6 separate regions of the Homo sapiens genome follow, and regions 1, 2, 3, 5 and 6 are each linked to region 4. Evidence: chromatin contacts called from ENCODE Hi-C or POLR2A ChIA-PET data. All regions are on one chromosome and are shown on one strand. Each heading gives the region's core, a stretch centred on a gene start or an enhancer-like site at or near the end of the contact. The rest is flanking DNA. Distances are from core to core; before and after follow the strand shown.

The links. Hi-C counts contacts between places; a loop is a spot of excess contacts on that map. ChIA-PET counts read pairs that join two places held with the same protein, here RNA polymerase II (POLR2A). Pooled maps may share reads with other maps.
Region 1: a pooled map shows a loop between it and region 4 (4-fold over the local background). The contact joins the enhancer-like site here to the promoter of DNAJC9-AS1 in region 4. A Hi-C loop is called at or near these places in 2 of 50 pooled maps. POLR2A ChIA-PET finds 5 or more read pairs at or near these places in 2 of 52 experiments (activated naive CD4-positive, alpha-beta T cell and naive thymus-derived CD4-positive, alpha-beta T cell).
Region 2: a map of CD8-positive, alpha-beta T cell shows a loop between it and region 4 (5-fold over the local background). The contact joins the promoter of MICU1 here to the promoter of DNAJC9-AS1 in region 4. A Hi-C loop is called at or near these places in 3 of 168 maps with a recorded cell type or tissue (CD4-positive, alpha-beta T cell, CD8-positive, alpha-beta T cell and naive thymus-derived CD4-positive, alpha-beta T cell), 2 of 37 single-sample maps with no recorded cell type and 12 of 50 pooled maps. POLR2A ChIA-PET finds 5 or more read pairs at or near these places in 1 of 52 experiments (activated CD4-positive, alpha-beta T cell).
Region 3: a loop to region 4 is called in a pooled map, with 4 times the contacts of the local background. The contact joins the promoter of VCL here to the promoter of DNAJC9-AS1 in region 4. A Hi-C loop is called at or near these places in 1 of 168 maps with a recorded cell type or tissue (B cell) and 5 of 50 pooled maps. POLR2A ChIA-PET finds 5 or more read pairs at or near these places in 5 of 52 experiments (K562, MCF 10A, PC-9 and 2 more).
Region 5: a pooled map shows a loop between it and region 4 (3-fold over the local background). The contact joins the enhancer-like site here to the promoter of DNAJC9-AS1 in region 4. A Hi-C loop is called at or near these places in 4 of 50 pooled maps.
Region 6: a map of CD8-positive, alpha-beta T cell shows a loop between it and region 4 (10-fold over the local background). The contact joins the promoter of AP3M1 here to the promoter of DNAJC9-AS1 in region 4. A Hi-C loop is called at or near these places in 1 of 168 maps with a recorded cell type or tissue (CD8-positive, alpha-beta T cell) and 7 of 50 pooled maps. POLR2A ChIA-PET finds 5 or more read pairs at or near these places in 1 of 52 experiments (GM12878).

Annotation. Positions count from the first base shown.
Region 1 is chr10:72,247,132-72,250,468 of GRCh38, reverse strand. No RefSeq gene overlaps it. Among named protein-coding and RNA genes, the nearest start is that of DDIT4-AS1, 25 kb to the left of the region's middle. RefSeq lists enhancers at 1,298-1,397, 866-1,432, 1,433-2,001, 2,002-2,569. Within about 2 kb of position 1,513, at least 35 of the 41 ENCODE cell types and tissues checked have a DNase peak (open chromatin) inside an H3K27ac peak, as active enhancers do.
Region 2 is chr10:72,624,262-72,627,524 of GRCh38, reverse strand. It overlaps MICU1 (mitochondrial calcium uptake 1), which reads left to right and starts at 1,446. Exons shown (of 12, transcript NM_001195518.2): 1 at 1,446-1,515. RefSeq lists enhancers at 1,442-1,591, 1,142-1,679.
Region 3 is chr10:73,996,729-73,999,759 of GRCh38, reverse strand. It overlaps VCL (vinculin), which reads right to left and starts at 1,644. Exons shown (of 22, transcript NM_014000.3): 1 at 1,385-1,644. The coding sequence starts at 1,552. RefSeq lists enhancers at 692-1,343, 1,416-1,615 and silencers at 1,296-1,345, 1,676-2,035.
Region 4 is chr10:73,245,621-73,248,676 of GRCh38, reverse strand. DNAJC9-AS1 (DNAJC9 and MRPS16 antisense RNA 1) reads right to left here and starts at 1,310. Exons shown (of 4, transcript NR_038373.1): 1 at 1,294-1,310; 2 at 227-384. It overlaps DNAJC9 (DnaJ heat shock protein family (Hsp40) member C9), which reads left to right and starts at 1,422. Exons shown (of 5, transcript NM_015190.5): 1 at 1,422-1,667; 2 at 1,849-1,989; 3 at 2,501-2,755. The coding sequence starts at 1,488. RefSeq lists enhancers at 1,176-1,515, 781-1,980 and a silencer at 1,716-1,865.
Region 5 is chr10:72,561,538-72,564,768 of GRCh38, reverse strand. MICU1 (mitochondrial calcium uptake 1) reads left to right here. Exons shown (of 12, transcript NM_001195518.2): 3 at 1,706-1,874. Among named protein-coding and RNA genes, the nearest start is that of MICU1, 63 kb to the left of the region's middle. RefSeq lists a silencer at 2,704-2,813. Within about 2 kb of position 1,253, at least 3 of the 41 ENCODE cell types and tissues checked have a DNase peak (open chromatin) inside an H3K27ac peak, as active enhancers do.
Region 6 is chr10:74,149,572-74,152,834 of GRCh38, reverse strand. AP3M1 (adaptor related protein complex 3 subunit mu 1) reads left to right here and starts at 2,007. Exons shown (of 9, transcript NM_012095.6): 1 at 2,007-2,080. ADK (adenosine kinase) reads right to left here and starts at 1,614. Exons shown (of 11, transcript NM_006721.4): 1 at 1,492-1,614. The coding sequence starts at 1,556. RefSeq lists enhancers at 1,264-1,443, 1,854-2,083.

The sequences.
Region 1 (3,337 bases), core at 264-2,763, 1.0 Mb after region 4:
GCCAGGCGTGGTGACGCATGCCTGTAGTCTCACCTACTCGGGAGGCTGAGGCAGAAGAACTGCTTGAGCCCGGGAGGTGGAGGTTGCAGTGAGCCGAGATTGCACCACTGCACTCCAGCCTGGGCGACAGAAAGAGACTCCGTCTCAAAAAAAAAAAAAAAAAAAAAATTAGCGGGGCTTGGTGGTGCAAACCTGTAGTCCCAGCTACTCAGGAGGATGAGGCAGGAGGATCAATTGATCCAGGGAGGTTGAAGCTGCAATGAGCCAAGATCACGCCACTGCACACTCCAGCCTGGGCGACAGAATGAGACCCTGTCTCAAGCAAACAAAAAATAAAAAAGAGAAAGCATCTATTCTCAAAATCACCTGGAGAGAAACTTTGAGAGAAAATGCTCACATTCATTGCAAGAGTTTGAAATAATGCCTCAAAATCAGTTATCCCGAAGTGACATGAGACCTGCATCCAAGAACCTTTAATAAATAGTGGCAGCCAGGCATGGTGGCTCACGCCTGTCATCTCAGCACTTTGGGAGGCTGAGGCAGGTGGATCACCTGAGGTCAGGTGTTCAAGATCAGCCTGGCCAACATGGTGAAACCCTGTCTCTACTAAAAATACAAAAATTAGCCCGGTGTGGTGGTGGGTGCCTATAATCCCAGCTACTCGGGAGGCTAAAGCAGGAGAACTGCTTAAACCCGGGAGGCAGAGGTTGCGGTGAGCCGAGATCATGCCACTGCACTCCAGCCTGGGCAACAAGAGCAAAACTCCATTTCAAAAATAAATAAATAAATAAATAAATAAATAAATAAATAAATAAATAAATAAATAAATACTGGCATAGGCCAGGCACATAGTGGCTTATGTCTTAATCCCAACATTTTGGGTAGCCGAGGCGGGAGGGTTGCTTGAGCCCAGGAGTTCGAGACCAGCCTGGGCAACATAATGAGACCCTGTCTCTACAAAAAATACAAAAATGAGCCAGGGGTGGTGGTGCGTGCCTGTAGTCCCAGCTGCTCAGGAGGCTGAGGTTCACTTGAGGCCCGGAGTTGGAAGCTGCAGTGAGCTATGAACGCACCACTGCATTCCAACCTGGGTGGAAGTGAAACCCCCCTTTCTAAAATAAATAAATAAAAATAAATACTGATGTTGGTTGTTCCTCTCAGTTTCCCTGAACCTCAGTTTTGTCATCTGAAGGATGTTTTGTTATGAGGGATATGAAACGCGACTGTGTGATGGCACCCGGCACGCTGAAGATGCTTTGGAAATGCGGGATGGGTCAGAATCTTAAGTGCTCGGAGTCTGGTGGCCGGGGGCCTCACCCAGCAGGAGGACACAATGGAGACAGCCTCCCTGGGTCATACAGTGGGCTGCACGCAGGTGCAGGCAGGGGAGCCAGGCCTGAGGCTAGGTAAGAGGCAGCACTAGGACCCAGGGGCCACGTATGCAGCAGGCTCCGCCGGATAAGTTCTCAGCCAGAACACAATGTTCTCAGTGTACCCACAGGAAACCCTGAAGAAGAGAACTGCACATGGCCTCTGCTGGGTGTGTTCTGGTCACAGCCTTTTATTCTTTTTCCTAACCTCAGTCCCCACTTTCACATCCTGTAACCTGCATTGCTGCCCCACCCCACCCTGCTGGGCTGGTCCCAGGTCCCAGGAGAGCAACCAATGCAGGAAGTCCAAGGCCTGGCCAGGTTTTACCATTTTCAAATAAGACCCGTTTGCCTCTAACCCTGGTTTCCTGAATCGCAACCCTTTGTGATGGAAACTTGCTTTTTACAGTGCAGAAGGCAGACACTGGGGACAAAGTTGTATTTCTGCCATGGCAAGGATCTTGGCCCACAGGCAAAGGAAACAGCTGATGCCTCATACCACCACCTCCCTTCCTCTCTGAAGGCCGGGTCCCACCTGGGACAGGGGAGGGCCTCCGTCGCTGCTGCCTGAATCAGAGGGAACTTGGAGCTGCCTGGGGGATCAGCGCCAAGTTTGGAGCAGAACATCCTATGATGTGGTTCCTAGTTTTTATTTCCACGAATGCTATAATATGTTGTCCCACCGAGCTATTTTTATTGAATGGAAAAAAAAAAAAAAGCAAACCTCTGCAAAACCAGCAGTCCTCTGTTAGACGGAAGGACAAGGTGAACTTTTCACTTCCTTCCCTGCAGCCTATCAACTCAGTCCGTGGTTTGGTGTCACCCACACTCTGTGCTATATTCAATCTCAATTTTTGCCTCCTTGTTTTTGAAGCTGCAGGAGCAAGGCTCTAAACCTATGTTTCTCCTGCTAGTTGCATGAGGCTTTTAGAAGTGCCTTTTTGGTGAATTCTCACAACAGCAAAATAGAGATCTATCAGCTGCTTGCCAGCTGCAGGCAAAGGTGGGTCTGAAGAGAGTGAACAAGGAGGGGAACCTTGAGAAACCCAGCACAATCCCAGCCAACTTCTGGCAAACTGCACTGTTGGGAGCTCCGCACAGGCTGCATTCCTGCCACGTTAATGAGAGGCCTGGCCATTGAAAATAAGACCCAAGCCGGAGGGGGTGGCTCATGCCTGTAATCCCAGCACTTTGGGAGGCTGAGGCAGACGGAGGACCTGATGTCGGGAGTTTGAGACCAGCCTGACCAACATAGAGAAACCCCATCTCTACTAAAAAAATGCAAAAATTAGCTGGGCATGGTGGTGCATGCCCGTAATCCCAGCTACTCGGGAGGCTGAGGCAGGAAAATCGCTTGAACCCGGGAGGCGGAGGTTGCAGTGAGCCGAGATCACACCACTGCCCTCCAGCCTGGGCAAGAAGAGTGAAACTCCGTCTCAAAGAAAATAAGACCCAGTGCCTCTATGAAGCTCCATGAATAAGGCTCCTTCTACCCTGGCATTGCAGAGTCCCTTTCCAGATGTTGGTTGGTAAAAGGGTTTTCATGTGTCCTAGGCCTGTAGATTCAACTGGGTGCTTCCTAGACTGGCCCAAGCTCAGGGATTCCCTTCTTGGAGAAGAGGTTTCCAAAAGCAGGCAATACTGCTACTCCTGGGGAAGTCTGCTGAAGGCTGGGGGCCCCAAAAGACCTGTGTTCCGATCTTGGTTTTGTCAACTTGATGGAGCCTGTGCAAATCACTTTCCCACTCAAATATTTTCATAACTTTGTCAATAAAAATAACAGCTGGAGGCTGAGCACGGTGGCTCACACCTGTAATCTCAGCATTTTGGTAGACTGAGGAGGGGGGATTACTTGAGGTCAGGAGTTCGAGACCAGTCTGGCCAACATGGTGAAACCCCATCTCTACTAACAACACAAAAATTAGCCAGGTGTGGTGACACATACCTGTAATCCCAGCTACTTGGGA
Region 2 (3,263 bases), core at 197-2,696, 620 kb after region 4:
TCACAATTTACCCCAGGGATGGTTTTGTTGGCTTTGTTTCCATGGTTGTTGCCTTTTCCACAGCTCTGCTACGTAAATTCTTGGGAAAAAAAAATTATTTGAAAGTTCTCTGGGACCAGCGAGGTGGCTCGCACTTGTTAATCCCAGCACTTTGGGAAGCCGAGACGGGAGGATCGCCCGAGGTCAGGAGTTTGAGACTAGCCTGCCCAACATGGCGAAACCCCGTCTGTACTAAAAATACAAAAATTAGCCGGGCGTGGTGGGGCGTGCCTGTAATCTCAGCTACTCGGGAGGCTGAGGCAGAAGAATCACTTGAACCTGGGAGGAGGATGTTGCAGTGAGCATCACTGCACTCCAACCTGGGCGACAGTGCGAGACTCCGTCTCAAAACAAACGAACAAACAACCAACCAACACCCCGCTGCCCCCCCCCCAAAAAAATTCTCTGGTATTATAGTCATATTTCCATCCTATTTCCACAGCAGGGGTGAGGATCCTTTGCCATCCCATTTTTCTGATAAAAACACCTTCTTCAGCCGGGCGCAGTGGCTCACGCCTGTAATCCTCGCACTTTGGGAGGCCGAGGTGGGCGGATCACCTGAGGTCGGGCGTTCCAGACCAGCCTGACCAACATGGAAAAACCCCGTCTCTACCAAAAATACAAATTAGTAGGGCGTGGTGGCGCATGCCTGTAATCCCAGCTACTTGGGAGGCTGAGGCAGGAGAATCGCTTGAACCCAGGAGGCAGAGATTGCAGAGAGCCGAGATCGCTCCACTGCACTCCAGCCTGGGCATCAAGAGTGAAACTCTATCTCAAAACAAACAAACAAACAAACAAACAAAAAACACATTCTTCAAGGGAAAACATGTTTTTAAGTGGCTTCTAGAGATTATAAACTCTGCAATAATATTAGTCTGCAAATAAAACACCTGACAAAATCATCCACCAGAGGAAGTGGTGAGGGTTTCTAAATCCAAAAAAGTCTCAAGGTTATGAAACAGGAACATTTAATCTCTGAGAAAACCTAAACGGAGTTGGAAAGAAACAATTTCCAACTCACTGTGGTCCAGTTTTCTTTTCACGAACTCCTTTTTGCTTAGCCAACATAGCCAACACGAAAACGGGTACCGAGGAGGTGTTACAAGCCACAGTAAATTTCTCAACAGATTCCTATGACCCTTGTGGAGGGGAAAAAAACCAGAAGAAATGCCCGAGAGCTTCTGGGAGCTCTCCAGCTTTCCCGCCTAAACGCTGAGGGGAGTAAGGGGGAGTGACGGGGCTAGGGCGGGGCCCGAGGCTGGGGCGTGGCGCGTTGATTTCCCCGCCCCTCCCCGTTCCTTTTCCTCTGTGCCCCTCCCACACGCCTGTCTCCACGATCCCGACAGGCCCAGCGGCTAGGAGAGTCACGTGAGAGTGGGCGGAGGGGGTGGAGGTTTGTCTCCGCTGTTTCATCTCTATGGCTGTCAGAGGTGGGCGGCTTTGACCGAGAGGCTGCTGGAGCTCGTGTTTGGACGCGTGAGTCTTGGACTCTGGAGGGTATAAGGAGACAGCAATTTAGGGAAGGCGAAGGGGAAGGGGGTTGGCGAGACAGCCTTAGGGAACTGGGCTTCGTGGCTGGCCGTTTGTCCGCCCCGGGCATCCGGCTACTTCTCGGGTCTGGCGGGATACCTGTCTCTCCCTGATGCGCTCAGCTTTTGGAGAGGAGTCCGTAGTCTTGCTTGCCTCCCGTCCTCCACTTTCCTTCACCCCAACCCGTCCCTTCTCCCGTCCCGGGAGAACTTCTCCCAGTGCCGGGTTCGCAACTTGGCGCCGACGCCCCCCTCCTCACAGGCGACTGGGACACTCTGGTAGCCTTGACTGGCTCTCCTGGAATTTGTGGATGTGGTTAGAAGTGGGTGCGGGAGTTCACAGATGGATTTCTAATACGGAGAAATATTAACCACTGAATCGAAATAAGTGGAAAATCAGTGAGGACTCAAAGGAGAAATACAAAGTGCAGGCTACTCGGACTGTTCAGTTTTTATCTTTTCCAGCGCCTTCCCGTTTTCATTACGTTCTCCCTGTTTTGTTTTCACCGTCGCATTCTGGCCGGCCATAGGCTGTTTTGAGAAAGAGCTAGATGTTATTGACTCTATGTGAATGTTGGGAGAACAGTTTAAAACAAACTGTTCTTCAAGTTGCCTTCTCTGTAATCTTATGGTTGATGGTTTCTTTACCTTCCAATTTTCCATGTCTTAAAAAATACGGTGGCCATTAGTAAATATAAGTAGAATAAATATCTTATAGCTAAGGGACTAGAGTAAAATATTTTATTTTTCCTGTGGTACCTTAGAAACGCCCATTTTCTTCCTATTTATCAATAAATGTTTCTATCTCACTTGTTTGGGTGGCTTCTTTGATATGCCTTTGTTTATATTAGAACATCCCTTTGGGGCACGTAGGGAAGTGATCGAGCAGTATAAGAAAGGAGTTTGCATTTCATGAGGTGAAACAAGTTCGGTGTGGATAGCTGTAGGAGAGTTTAGGTTTCATTGGACCATATGACAAATAATAAACGTCAGTATCTTGAGACAAAGGTGTTGGCCAGAATGACCCACCTACTGTGTTTCTGGTGTGGACCAGGTAATGAGCTTTTTGAATATTGCCTTATCCTAAAAACTTTAGAACCCATTGCCACTTGTCTGTAGGAAGGTGGCTTTTGCCTCCAGCTACTCTTTGTCCCAATCCTTGGTTTGTCCCTGATTGTCTCTTCCACTTAAGAACATCACTCTGGCTACCTAATATATCAAGCAAGTGTCTCTGACATCTTCTGAGTGTCCTTACTGAGAGCCATAAAACATAATATTAACAAAAAGTGAATATTCTGGAGTGGCTTGTGTGCCTGAGGAGAAAGGGAAAGAATGATAGAAACTAATAGAAGCTAATAAATGCAAGAGAACAAAAGTGTTTATTGCTGTCTTCCTTTATATTTACTATATTCAGTAGATTGTTTACATTCCTAAGAAGTGCATCTTGAGACTAACTTTCCTGTGTTTAAGAATAAAACAGGCTGGGTGTGGTGTCTCAGGCCCATAATCCCAGCAATTTGGGAGGCCGGGTGGATCCCTTGAATCTAGGAGTTTGAGACCAGCCTGGGCAATATGGCAAGACCATCTCTACAAAACACAAAAATTAGCTGGGCGCATGCCTGTAGTCCTGGCTACTTGGGAGGCTGAGACAGGAGGATGGCTTGAGCCCTCGAGGTTGAGGCTGCAGTGAGCTGT
Region 3 (3,031 bases), core at 395-2,894, 750 kb before region 4:
GAATTTGGTCGGTGGTGTCACCCTGTCTTCCTAGCTACCAGTCTCCTAAATTGCTTGAGACAGTCCAGGGACCCCTGAAGACTGAGGAAGACTTTCAGCTGCTAAAGAGCCTCTAAGTGCACTAAAGTGCTCAAATCAGAAAAGTAACCCAAGCCCCACCCAGACAGACCCACAGTTGCCGCCCAACTGCCCTGACACACACTATTTACACAGCTCAGTGGGGGAGCAGTATGAACTTTTTCCAAAATTGTTCCTCACAAGCAGGACCAGTCTGAGTCACCCACCCAGGGTGGGAAAGAAAAGTGTGACATTAGCCAGGGGAGTCTTGGGAGACTGGTCTCAGCACCTCTTTTTTCCCATTTCAGACGTGGGCTCCACCTCCTCCAGGAATCACCTCGGTTATGAGTCACAGCTGTGGGTTACAGGGGTCTGCAGAGCCACCAGGAAAGTTGTGGATGGGGAGCGGATGCCCCAGCCTTCTCTCCGGCAGGGGCGGCAGATCCCAGATTCCACAGGCCTCTCCCAACAGCTCCATCTTGCTTCCTGCCAGGAGGAGGGGCCAAGGAGGGCCCCCGAGTCTAGAAAGGCCCCAGTGGGAGGAGGCCGTTTGACAGCAGGTAACGCCAGGTGAAAATGTCCACAGGAGGGAATGAAAGGAAGGGCAGCAGGGCTGAGCGGAAGGAAAAACCGGGCTTGTGGTCACGAATGACTGCATAAAGGTGTGAGAGTGCCAGAGGAGTGAGCATAAGTAAAATGCCCAGGAGGGAGGAGGAGGCGACAGAGAGTGAGGCAAGTGAATAAAAGGGCGGAATACAGGGAGCTCTGGGGAGCGGGGGTGGGCGAGGCGGGTCTCAGGGTGAGGGGCAGAAGTATTAGAAAGGAGGACAACGTGGCTCAAATAAGGATCCCTAGAAGAGAAGGCAAGGGATCCGTGGGAAGGCCCGCTCTCCCTCCCCCGCACAGCCAGATCGAGGAGGCCTAAAAGGCGCTGAGAGCGAGGAAGTCAACGTGGGGGCGAAGCCTGCGCGGGGCAGGGACCCTCGGACATCCCAGCAACTCTCATTTATTGGGTGTCTGCTGTGGGCCACACGCCGCGCGAGGCACTCCACGAATAATACCTCGCCATATCTTCACGACAAGCCCGCAAGGCAGCCTTTTTCATGACTGCTCCCATTTTATAGATGAGGACACTGAGGCCCGGAGAGGCTCAGGACTCGCTCAAGGTCACAGGGCGGAGAAGAGGCCATTCGAACCCTCGGCGCCTGGCTCCGGAACCCACGCGGAAAGCCACGGCCAGCGAGCCGGCCACAGGCAGCCGCGACGCGGGCCGGGGCCCCGGGGATACCTCCCGCGCCCGCTCCCGCGCCAGGCCCTGCGCGCTCACCCGGACGAGGTTGCTGACGGCCGCCTGCACGGCGGCCACGGGCGCGGTGAGGTCAGGAATGGCTTTGCCGTCCACCTCGCCCTCCTCGTGCATTATCACCAGGTGGGAGATCTGCTGTGCCACCGGCTCCAGGATGCTCTCGATCGTGCGCGTATGAAACACTGGCATCGCGGCGGCGAGCGGGGCGGCGAACCGCGGGCGACAGAGAAGTAGGATCCACGGGGCCGGGAACCGGCGAAGAGACAGACTGTGCAGCGACTACGGAGTCGGGGCTTCCCTCGGCGTAACCAGCCTCACGGGCTCCCCGCCCCCTCTCGTCGCCGCGCCCAATGGCAGCGCAGCTCAGACCTGGGCCGCCACTCCTACTGGTCCCTTTTCGAGATGCTCCGCCCCAGCCACCGCGCCGCCAAACCCCGCCCCTCCCCCATTCCTAAGGGAGGGGCCTGGGATTGGGGCTGAGCCGCCGGGATTGCTACCGGATTCCCGAGCCCTAACGCCGGGCGCTCCTTATAAGGGCATGGTGGGAGCGGAGCGGGCCGCTGGAGCCGGCTGGTCCCGCCCCCGGGCCGCCTCCCGCCTCGGATCTGGGGGGCTCCGCCCCTCTGCAGAATCACCTCAGCGGGGCGGGGTCTCCTCACCTCAAGCGGCGCTAGAGTTTGATGAGACCAAGGGGTCTCCCACGTCCCCTCCTCAACTTTTCCCTTCACACGAAACCCTCAAAATACTCCTTCCATTCCCTCCCAGCAATGCATGGGAAGGTTTTTAGTAAAAGATTCAAACAGCAGAGGTGCACTGAGAAACAGCAGCGTCCCATTCACGTAAACGCAGACTCCGCCCCCTGCCCTCCTCAAAGACATTCTGTTTAACAGCTGGGTGTGTAGCCTTCTAGACTTGTCTATAGATTCACTTCTACATATATATTTTCTAACTAAATGAGATTAATAAACATTTTCCTGGAACTAGGTATGATTGCCCTTGATTAAAATGCCCTTATCTTTCACTGCTGGTAGAGGTCTACCTCATTCTTCTTAATGACTGCATGATATTCCATTGCATGAAATAAAACTATTTACAGAACCAATTTCCTACTCATGGACTTGGGTTGGGTCCTGGTTTTCACTATTAAAAAACAATTCTGCATGAATTGTACTTACCCCTGTGCTGTGCATCTGTGTATTTATCTAGCGCAAATGCCTACCAGGAAAGAGAAAAACGCAAAAGTATATGCATTTTATATTTTGATAGGTAAGACCAAATTATCCAGTTCCCTCACGCTTTGTATAAGACATCTTCCAGGCCGGGCGCGATGGCTCACGCCTGTAATCCCAGCACTTTGGGAGGCTGAGGCGGGCGGATCACGAGGTCAGGAGATCTAGGCCATCCTGTCTAACACGGTGAAACCCCGTATCTACTAAAAATACAAAAAAAATAGCCAGGCGTGGTGGCGGGCGCCTGTAGTCCCAGTTACTCATGAGGCTGAGGCAGGACAATGGCGTGAACCCGGGAGGCGGAGCTTGCAGTGAGCGGAGATCGCGCCACTACACTCCATCCTGGGCGACAGAGCAAGACTCTGTCTCAAAAAAAAAAAAAAAAAAAAAAAGACATCTTCCAAACGTCTTACTTACTTCAAATTCGCTTTTGCCCAAG
Region 4 (3,056 bases), core at 61-2,560:
AGGTAGGATTATCTCCGTTTTACAGATAGGGAAGCTGAGGCCTAGAGGTGGAAACTTGCCCAGTGATGTAAGATTCATCTCCCGGTTATGCCCTCCTGGAAAGCCCTTCCCAACATATTATGTTGTCCATAGAGGGAAAAATGAGCAAAGACAGATGGCTTAACTCTGGTGTGTGACTAAGATATAGGAAATTTATAGAGGAGGTTCTATCAATGTGCCGACTTACTTTGTGTTTTATGTTCTGAGAACGATTACCAGCCATCTCAAATTCTGTGGTTGTCAAAGCTCCCCTGGGGTTGTTGCTGGTTGGCCCCCACTTGCTTTGAGACTTTGATGCCAGGGCAGGTTGAGAGGAACTGACTTCAGCTGAGTTTGATCTTGGATCTGGGAAAGAGAAATGCTTTGAAAATCACGGCAACTCTGGGAAGTTTAAAAGATATTAATGTATCCTGGAGAGTTTGAGGCTTTGCAGAAACTTATTGGCAGAGCAGAATGATTCTGAAAAATGCTACATCAGTGAGGGGATATTTGATAAGGTATTTTCTGCCAACTCGGGTATTCACTTAGCATTGTTTATCCTTTAAGATATGTATACACATACTTCCTCTGTGAGTTTACCCTACTAACAAAGTTTTATCCCCAGCCTCAACCTTGCTTTGGGTCTCCAGGCCCAAGTTTCTCACCATCTCTTGGATGATTGCTCCAGCCCACTCTGCTGCCACCTGGGATCCAACATGTTCAAACCCAGCTGTGAACTTCACAGAGTATTAAAAGAAAGAGCCTTTGCTTCAGCAGTTTATGTTATTAAGACGGAGGCTTGGGTCATGTTATCTCTCTCCACCAATGTGTAAGGTGAAAGTCCTATTAGGTAAGAGTTTTTGGAAGACCCGTGTTTTGTGCTTTTTGGGTTTCAGTATAGGGTTTTTTCCTACAGGGCTAGAGGGAAAGTACCCCAGCATTTCCAACCAGTGGGGTGCAAAATTATTTGGGTCTACAGCTTTACCTATTCCTTTCAAGAACATTTTTGAAAAAACACATCTGTTAAGTTGAACCATGTGTAACTGCTGAATGCTGATGTTTGGCCGTTTTCTACTTAAAAAAATAGGCCAGCAGTTTGTAAATTCAAGCTAATATATGAACTTTTTGAAAAAGTTGTTCTTGGACACTAAAAGGTAAGACGGACGCCAGATTTCCAGAGCAAGGGGAGGAGAGACCCGAGCAACATCACTTCCCTGAAGACCTAGCTCCTGCGCGCGGCCGGGGACTGTGACTCCACATGCCGGCGTTACTTACCCGGGCCCGCGCCTGACTCGCCACACCTCATTTTGCGGCCGCCGTAAAGCGCGGATGCGCGGCGTGGCCACGCCCCTTCAGTGCTTGTGACGCAGGCGCCCTGGGCTTTTTGGGCGCGAAAAAGAAGCAGTCCTGGGTTGTACCCGGCGCAGCTGGGAGCGGCTGCTTCCTCCGGGGTCGTATCTCCGCCCGGCATGGGGCTGCTGGACCTTTGCGAGGAAGTGTTCGGCACCGCCGACCTTTACCGGGTGCTGGGCGTGCGACGCGAGGCCTCCGACGGCGAGGTCCGACGAGGCTACCACAAGGTGTCCCTGCAGGTACACCCGGACCGGGTGGGTGAGGGCGACAAGGAGGACGCCACCCGCCGCTTCCAGGTATGCAGGGTCCCGCCCCGAAGCCGACCGGCTGCGCGGGCCTCCCCCTAGCCTTTTGGCTACCGGGCCCCGCCCCGGGGGAGCGCGCTGAGCTCCGCTTGGCGCCTTCTGATCTTTATTTCTCGCGCCGCCGTTTCGGTGGGAGGAGCAGGGGTGATTTACGGATACTCTTTGCCCTCAGATCCTGGGAAAAGTCTATTCCGTTCTCAGTGACAGAGAACAGAGAGCAGTGTACGATGAGCAGGGAACAGTGGACGAGGACTCTCCTGTGCTCACCCAAGACCGAGACTGGGAGGCGTATTGGCGGCTACTCTTTAAAAAGGTAAAGGACTCTGGAGGTTTCTTTGTGACTGTTACCATCATTCAATCAACAAACCTTTATTGACTGCCTCTAAGATCTTGTATTTTGTGTTAATTTTGTAGGAATTAGGAATTTTGAGTTTGGCCTTGAAATACAGATACACGCACGCTTACTGAAACGGGCTTTAAATTTCCTGTTAATGTGATTGTTGCACTGAAAAGGGCCGATTTATTTTTTTTGCCGGATGCGCTTTATTTTACATATCCAAATGTAAGTCCTGATTCCGGATCACCTCTCACTCTTGGAAATTTCACTTAAATTTCCCTTCCCTGGTCCCTAGTTAGCAGTTAATGAAGATTGGATTTAAAAAGGAGGACTCCGGAGAAGCTTAGGCATAGAAAATCTGGTTCAATAATTTCAACTCAAGCAACTGTTGTATTGCAGCAATTCAACACCCAACTCTAGTTTTACTAACGTACGTTTTATTTAAAGTAAAATTCCCAAAGTTAAAGCAAATCTCCTTTATCATCAGATATCTTTAGAGGACATTCAAGCTTTTGAAAAGACATACAAAGGTTCGGAAGAAGAGCTGGCTGATATTAAGCAGGCCTATCTGGACTTCAAGGGTGACATGGATCAGATCATGGAGTCTGTGCTTTGCGTGCAGTACACAGAGGAACCCAGGATAAGGAATATCATTCAGCAAGCTATTGACGCCGGAGAGGTCCCATCCTATAATGCCTTTGTCAAAGAATCGAAACAAAAGATGAATGCAAGGAAAAGGAGGGTAAGATTTTGAATACTGTGGATTTATATTTTGACTGCTTCCAAAAAGGATTTGAGAGTATTTACAGCAGTAGAAGTAAACATAAAACTCCAGAAATAAGGACTAGGGTTAACTTGGTCTATAGTTTCGATCTAATAAAATGGGCATACCAGTTCATCAAGAGAAACTTTTTCTAGCATGTTGTGCTCAAGATGATTTTTATTGCATAGATTGTTTAAATATTACCATAGTAAAGTAGCACTGAAATATTTTTTCATGTAGGCCAATTCTTGTAGCATTCCTGAGGCATTCCTCAGGAGAT
Region 5 (3,231 bases), core at 4-2,503, 680 kb after region 4:
CATTTTTGGAGCTCTTTCTCTGTGTGACTTTTTCCTTTTGAGTCCTCTGCCTCACCAATTCCAGGCACCTCAGGTTTTCCAAACTTTGATCTCTGTCACTTTAGTTTAGCAAGATCACTGTATTTGGCTTGGGATCCTCTTTGTGGTCTAGAAAATGTTTCCAGACAGAAATTCTGGGCAATTATAGGCCTCCATTTTTCTTTTCTTTTTTTTTTTTTTTTTTTCTTTTTGAGATGGAGTCTCACTCTGTCACCCAGGCTGGAGTACATTGGTACAATCTCGGCTCACTGCAACCTCTGCCTCCTGGGTTCAAGACATTCTCCTGCCTCAGCTTCTCAAGTAGCTGGGACCAGGCAAGCACCACCACACCCGGCTAACTTTTGTATTTTTAGTAGAGATGGTTTTTTGCCATGTTGGCTAGGCAGGTCTCGAACTCCTGACCTCAAGTGATCCACCCACCTCGGCCTCCCGAAGTGCTGGGATTACAGGTGTGAGTCACCACGCCTGGCCAGGCCACCATTTTCTTAGAGAGTTGCATACTGTGCAGTGTCTGAAAGCAGTCATTTGATATATTTTGTTCAATTTTCTGTATTTTTGCCCTGGTAGGAAGTCAGATCTATTATCGTTTGCTCCATTATGGCTGTAAGCAAAAGTCTTCTTTTTGTATTTCATCAGTTCTGTAATATTTAATTAATTTTAGTATTATATCATTGCAGCAATGGCTTCAACTACCAGAAATACTTATATTATTTTTTAAAAAAGAAATACTTATATTATTTTGGTCCCCTATTTCTTCTTTATTTATGTTCCTTTTTATTGTAGTGAAAGGTGCATAACATAAAACTTACATCTTAACCATTTTTTTCTAAAGACCTTGATATTCCACCCTTTCAGTTACAGTTGGGACAAGGGGAGAATGAGAATGGGAAGAGTTGGAGTGAGATGAAGAACAAGGAGGCGCTCTATGGCTGGAAGTCTAGTACATTTAGTTTTTGTACTGGAAGGGCTCATCGTCTCTGGTTTCAATGGGAAGACGTGTGGATGAGGGCTTCTGTCACATGTCTTCACCATTTTAAAATATGCAGTTCAGTAGTTTAAAGGGTATTCACATCATTGTGAAACAGATCTCCAGAACGTTTTCATCTTGCAAAACTGAAACTCTACTTATTCAAGAGCAACTTCCTTGCTTCCCCTTCCCTCAGCCCCTGGTAACCCCCATTCTACTTTCTGTTTCTGTAAATCTAAATATTCCAGGTAACTCATGTAAGTGAAGTCATACAATATTTGTGGTTTTGTGACTGGTTTATTTCACTTAGCATAACGCCCTCAAGATTCATCCACGTTGTAGCTTGTGACAGGATTTCCTTTCCTTTTAAAGCTGAAAAATATTCCATTATCTGTATATACCACATTTTGTTTATTCATCTGCCAATGGACTTTTGAGTTGTTTCCACCTTTCAGCTATTGTGCATAGTGCTGCTGTGAACATGGATGTGCAAATATTTATTTGAGACCCTTTCATTTCTTTGGGATATATAACCAGAGATCATGTGGAAGTTCTATTTTATATTTTTTGAGGAACTTCTTCATGTAGAATATTTGACAAATTTCATTGCTGTTGCTCTGCTAAGCTGTATCTGTTTGCTTATTTGTCTAGTATGATGGACGTTCAAGATTAATCTAGATTTCTTTTTTGCATATCCAGGGCCCATGCAGAATCTCCACCATGTGTAGACAACCTAAAAAGTGACATCGGTGATAAAGGGAAGAATAAAGATGAAGGGGATGTTTGTAACCATGAGAAAAAGACTGCAGATCTTGCCCCTCACCCAGAAGAGAAAAAGAAGAAACGTTCTGGATTCAGAGACAGAAAAGTATGAAACATAGTCTTATAAGTTGATCAGAAGTATATCTTAAAGTAGAATAATGCAGTTCAATCTTTTTAATCATATGTTTCAGATGGTTCATCTTCACTTTCAAGTTATCACTTCTTTGCTATTTTCTATCATGTTCTAAGCCAAAAGTACTCTTGGAATGTGAGGTTAAAGGAGGTAGTTAAAAGGATCTAGGACCAATAACCATGATTAGCATATTTTTTCTTAGTTCTTTCAGTTCAACTGCCTAAGGTGATTCTTTTTTTCTGGATCTTCCTGATGCTAAATGTTATCATATATGTTAAGTTGAGTCTTTGTGGTATTTCTGATATCGGGTTGTAGAGACAGAATAAAATCTCTTTGGAAACATAACTTCTAGAAGACCAAGTAACTTTGAGGACAGCACAAACTTCAAATGACTATCAAGATTTTATGTAATTAGGCCCCGCATGGTGGCTCATGCCTATAATCCCAGCACTCTGGGAGGCGGAGGTGGGTGGATCACCTGAGGTCAGAAGTTCAAGACCAACCTGGCCAATGTGATGAAACCCTGTCTCTACTAAAAATACAAAAACTAGCCTGGCATGGTGGCATGCACCTGTAGTCCCAGCTACTCAGGAGGCTGAGTCAGGAGAATTGCTTGAACCCGGGAGGTGGAGGTTGCAGTGAGCTGAGATTGTGCCACTGCACTTCAGCCTGGGCGGCAAAGCAAGACTGAGTCTCAAAAAAAAAAAAAAAAAAAAAAAAGATTTTATGTAATTAACACAACCTGCTGTTATGTAGCTTTGCCTCAGCGAAGTTTCAGTTCCACTACAGCAGTTCCTATGATATCAGGTATTTGAGTTCAGCAAACATGAGTGATGAACAATGAAAAGGATGGATTTCTTAGACATTTTGCATGTCAAGGTTAAAATTCAGGGAGTTGCGTTCAGTTGCTAAACTATAGCTAATAATGCAACAAGATAATTTGAGTTATTTCTGCGTTTTGTGTGTTTGTGGTTTGTGTTTGCAAGAAGAGTTCTTTGTAAAATCTGGATCTTCTGTCTGGTTTCATATGTTAGATGAAGTAATTTTTTTATTTTTGGAGACAGAGTCTCCCTCTGTTGCCCAGGCTAGAGTGCAATGGCATGATCTTGGCTCACTGTAACCTCCGCTTCCTGGGTTCAAGCGATTCTCCTGCCTCAGCTTCCCAATAGCTGGGATTACAGGCATGCACCACCATGCCCCGCTAATTTTTGTATTTGTAGGAGAGATGGAGTTTCACCATGTTGGCTAGGCTGGCCTCGAACTCCTGACTTCAGGTGATCCGTCTGCCTCGGCCTGCCAAAGTGCTGGGTTTATAGGCATGAGCCGCCAT
Region 6 (3,263 bases), core at 758-3,257, 900 kb before region 4:
CAGCCTCACAAAGCACCAGGACTGCAGGTATAAGAAAACATGCTCAGCTAGTTCCTATTTCTGTTCCTGTACTAATTGTTTTATTTGGGCTTCAATATCTTCAATTGTAAAATAGGCATAATTCTTGCCTTCCTTTGATCACAGAACTGTCCAACAAGATAATAAATAGGAAAACACAGTGAAAATGGATCAGCATTATATATAATAATTTTTATTAAGGAAAAATCTAAGGAAATCTAAGGGTTATATGTTCAGTAGGATGGTAGGGAAAAGTTGCATCTGTCTTCCAGTTTGGCGAAGGAGGTGCCTTATAAGGAAATACTCTAATAAAGGGCAGAGTAGGGAAAGCACATGCCTTGAACTCAGGTAGGTCTGATTCAAAAGCCGTTGCTTTTTATTCTGCATATAGTTGGAATATTTAAAATAAAAATAGAATATCCTGAGGGTTTTTATTTTAAAGTTTATGTTCTTGGTATAAGGTAGGCACACTAACCCTTTGAGGGTAGTAGGAATACATTAAAGGAACTGGCAAGGATTTGTTCACCCTCCATTCAAAGCAGCATGAACACACCACCAGGCCCCTAAGTGTCCTTTTCTTTTCAATTGTGAGTGATTCCTTCCTTTGGAGGTGAAGAAGAGTGATACTGGAAGAAATGGGATATGTCCTGTTTAATCAGGAGTGTCCTAATAGTTTTAAATCAGTTTGATATGTCTATTTTAAGATGGAAAAAAAAATCGCTGCCTTTCAGCGAACATTTCCAAATCATCAAAGACTGCCTGCTTCACTTTATACTTATTAGGAAGGGATATTTTAACAAATGACTCTTCATAAGTAAAAGTTGCAACATCAATCACATGTGAGGCAGGTGTTAGGGGCAGCACTGTCCCCGTTGCTGCCAAAAAGTGTAAATAAAAAAGAGAAATCAACCTTTCCTATCCATTCATCCAAATGCTGCCCCTGCAAAGCATCGGAGGGGTCTGGGTCCCTGGTAGAGGGTCCTCAAAGGTACGGGCTTTCAGAATGTGCACGAAAAGGAAGGTCAACGTGCCCTTCCGCAACACTCTGAAAAATCCCCAAGAATTCTGACTTTGCCCCAGTGTACAGCAGTTGCCGAGCCTCTTTCCCGCCATCCCCCGGGAAGAGAAGGCGGCCGCCTACAGACGCTGCTCCGGTCCGACCCTCCGGGGTCGCACCAGCCCAGCCTGGGCTTGCTCGCAGGTGGCGCGGTCAGCCAGCTCGGTCCCCCTGCGGGCCACGACTGGCGAAGGGCTGCTGGAGCCGGAGCTGCACCAGACAGGCGGGGACTCAGCCAAACGGAGAGAACGTCTGGCAAGGGGTCGCGGCCAAGCGGGCAGCTGGGGGAGGTCCTGCGTGTTGGCCCCAAGCTGGCAGTGAGAGACACCACCCAGCGTCGGGGCCGTGCAACCCCACGTGGGCCCTGGCTTGCTTGCAGCGCCGTCACCCTCCTCCCCAAGTCCGGCAGCGCTCACCTCAGCGCTTGCGGCGCCTCCACCTTCAGCTTTTTGGGCTTCGGCTCCTCCTCAGCAGCTGCCATCTTCGCGCTCCCACCCCACTTTGGCTCTACAGCCCACCTCTGCCATCCACTCTCTGGTCCCGCCCCCTCTTCGCATCACCGCTTTCTCTTCTCCAAATCCCGCCCCTCCAGACTCCGCCCATTCTGTGCCGCTGTCATCCACAATCATTGGCTCTATCCGTCGGCACCAACAGCGAATGCCCCGCCCATTCCTGACCCCGCCTCCCCTACCATGAGGGACCCCAGACTGCGTTAGGCAGCAGATGACCGCCTGAATCTAGATGGAGAGAAACCCACCATTTTTCTAGGCCCTGGATTATGTAGAAGATTTAGATACTAAGCCTCAAGAGACGTCTTTCCTCTCATTTACGGTCTTCCTGCATATTTAAAATTTCTAATACGGTAGACAGAGTCGGTGTCTTTGAAGCTGTTAATCAGGCAATTTCCTGGGCACTCCAGCTGCGGGTCCTCGCGGCCTTCTCGGCTTCTCCAGCTTCGGTAGGAGAGGATCCGGCGCCGAATCACTGACTGGCACAGGTGTTGGGGTGAGTGTGAGGGGCGGGAAATCTGTGGACTGGGGACAGCTCCAAAACCCGGGAGTAGGCTGAATAGCTGGGGCCCCCGACTCCGATCTGGGCTCTAGGAGCGTCTTTGGTGCTGTTGGCCCGGGCCTCGCTTCCCCCCCACTCCCGGCCTTCCGGGCTTTCTCGCCAGCAAGGCCAGAAGGGAGCGGTCCACCTGCAGCCCAGTGTTCTCAGGCGCCTGAGCCCCGGAGGTCAAGCTTACTGGGTTCCCCCTCTATAGTGAGCTGGAGTACAGACGGCAGGAATCTCAGTCCCAGGTTTCTGCTTTGGAGGACAAAACCCCAAACGGACCTGAGCAGACGTCCTGTTAGCGGGTGGTGCCTGGAAGAGCCTGGGGTGAGGAATGCAGTGAGAAGGGTGTTGCAGTTCTTCAGGAGAGAGGTAACGGGGTTCTAAGCTGAGCAGGTGGCAGTGAGTGTGGAAGAGTGACGGGCGATGTGGCTGTTTGTATTTGGTAGATTTGTTTGAACCTGAAACTTACAGCCTTATGTGTGATTAAGAAGATGGTGCCAGTGACAGGAGGAGGTATTTTATGGAGTTTGAGTTTTATCGAATTTGAAACAGTGGTTTACATGGAGATTGTAGAAAGACTTTAAAAAAAATTATGAGAATTAAGCCCGAAAGACTTTCAAGGTGAGACCCAAAACAGATGAAGTTTCATATAAAAGGGTAAGAAGTATTTTTGTTTAGGAGAAAGTTATCAATGACATAAAATGCTGCAATGGTCAGAGGAGGAAGCTGAAATCAGAATAGGTCGTTGGATTTTATAATTAGAAAGTCATTGAGCTGTTTGAGAGAGATGCTTTAATAGTAACTGAGGAAAGACTGCAAGTGTAGACCAATCCTTCATCATTTGGGGCATGAAGCAAGATTATTGAGAGTGGCAAGGTGGGGGAAAGTTTGGGGTTTGTTTTAAAGAATACAAGATATCTATTTGGGGGCAGGAAGCAAGCAACTATTTGAAGATTCAAGAAAAAGTCTTGTCTCCCAGAAGAGAAGGAAAGGAATGGGATCAAGTTACAAGTGAAAGGATTAATTTGGGAAAGACAGAGGGACACTTTCAATTGACACTATAGGAGAAGTGAAGTGAATGAGGTTAATGAAGAATTATCTTAATTTACGAATCTTGGCCAGGCGCGGTGGC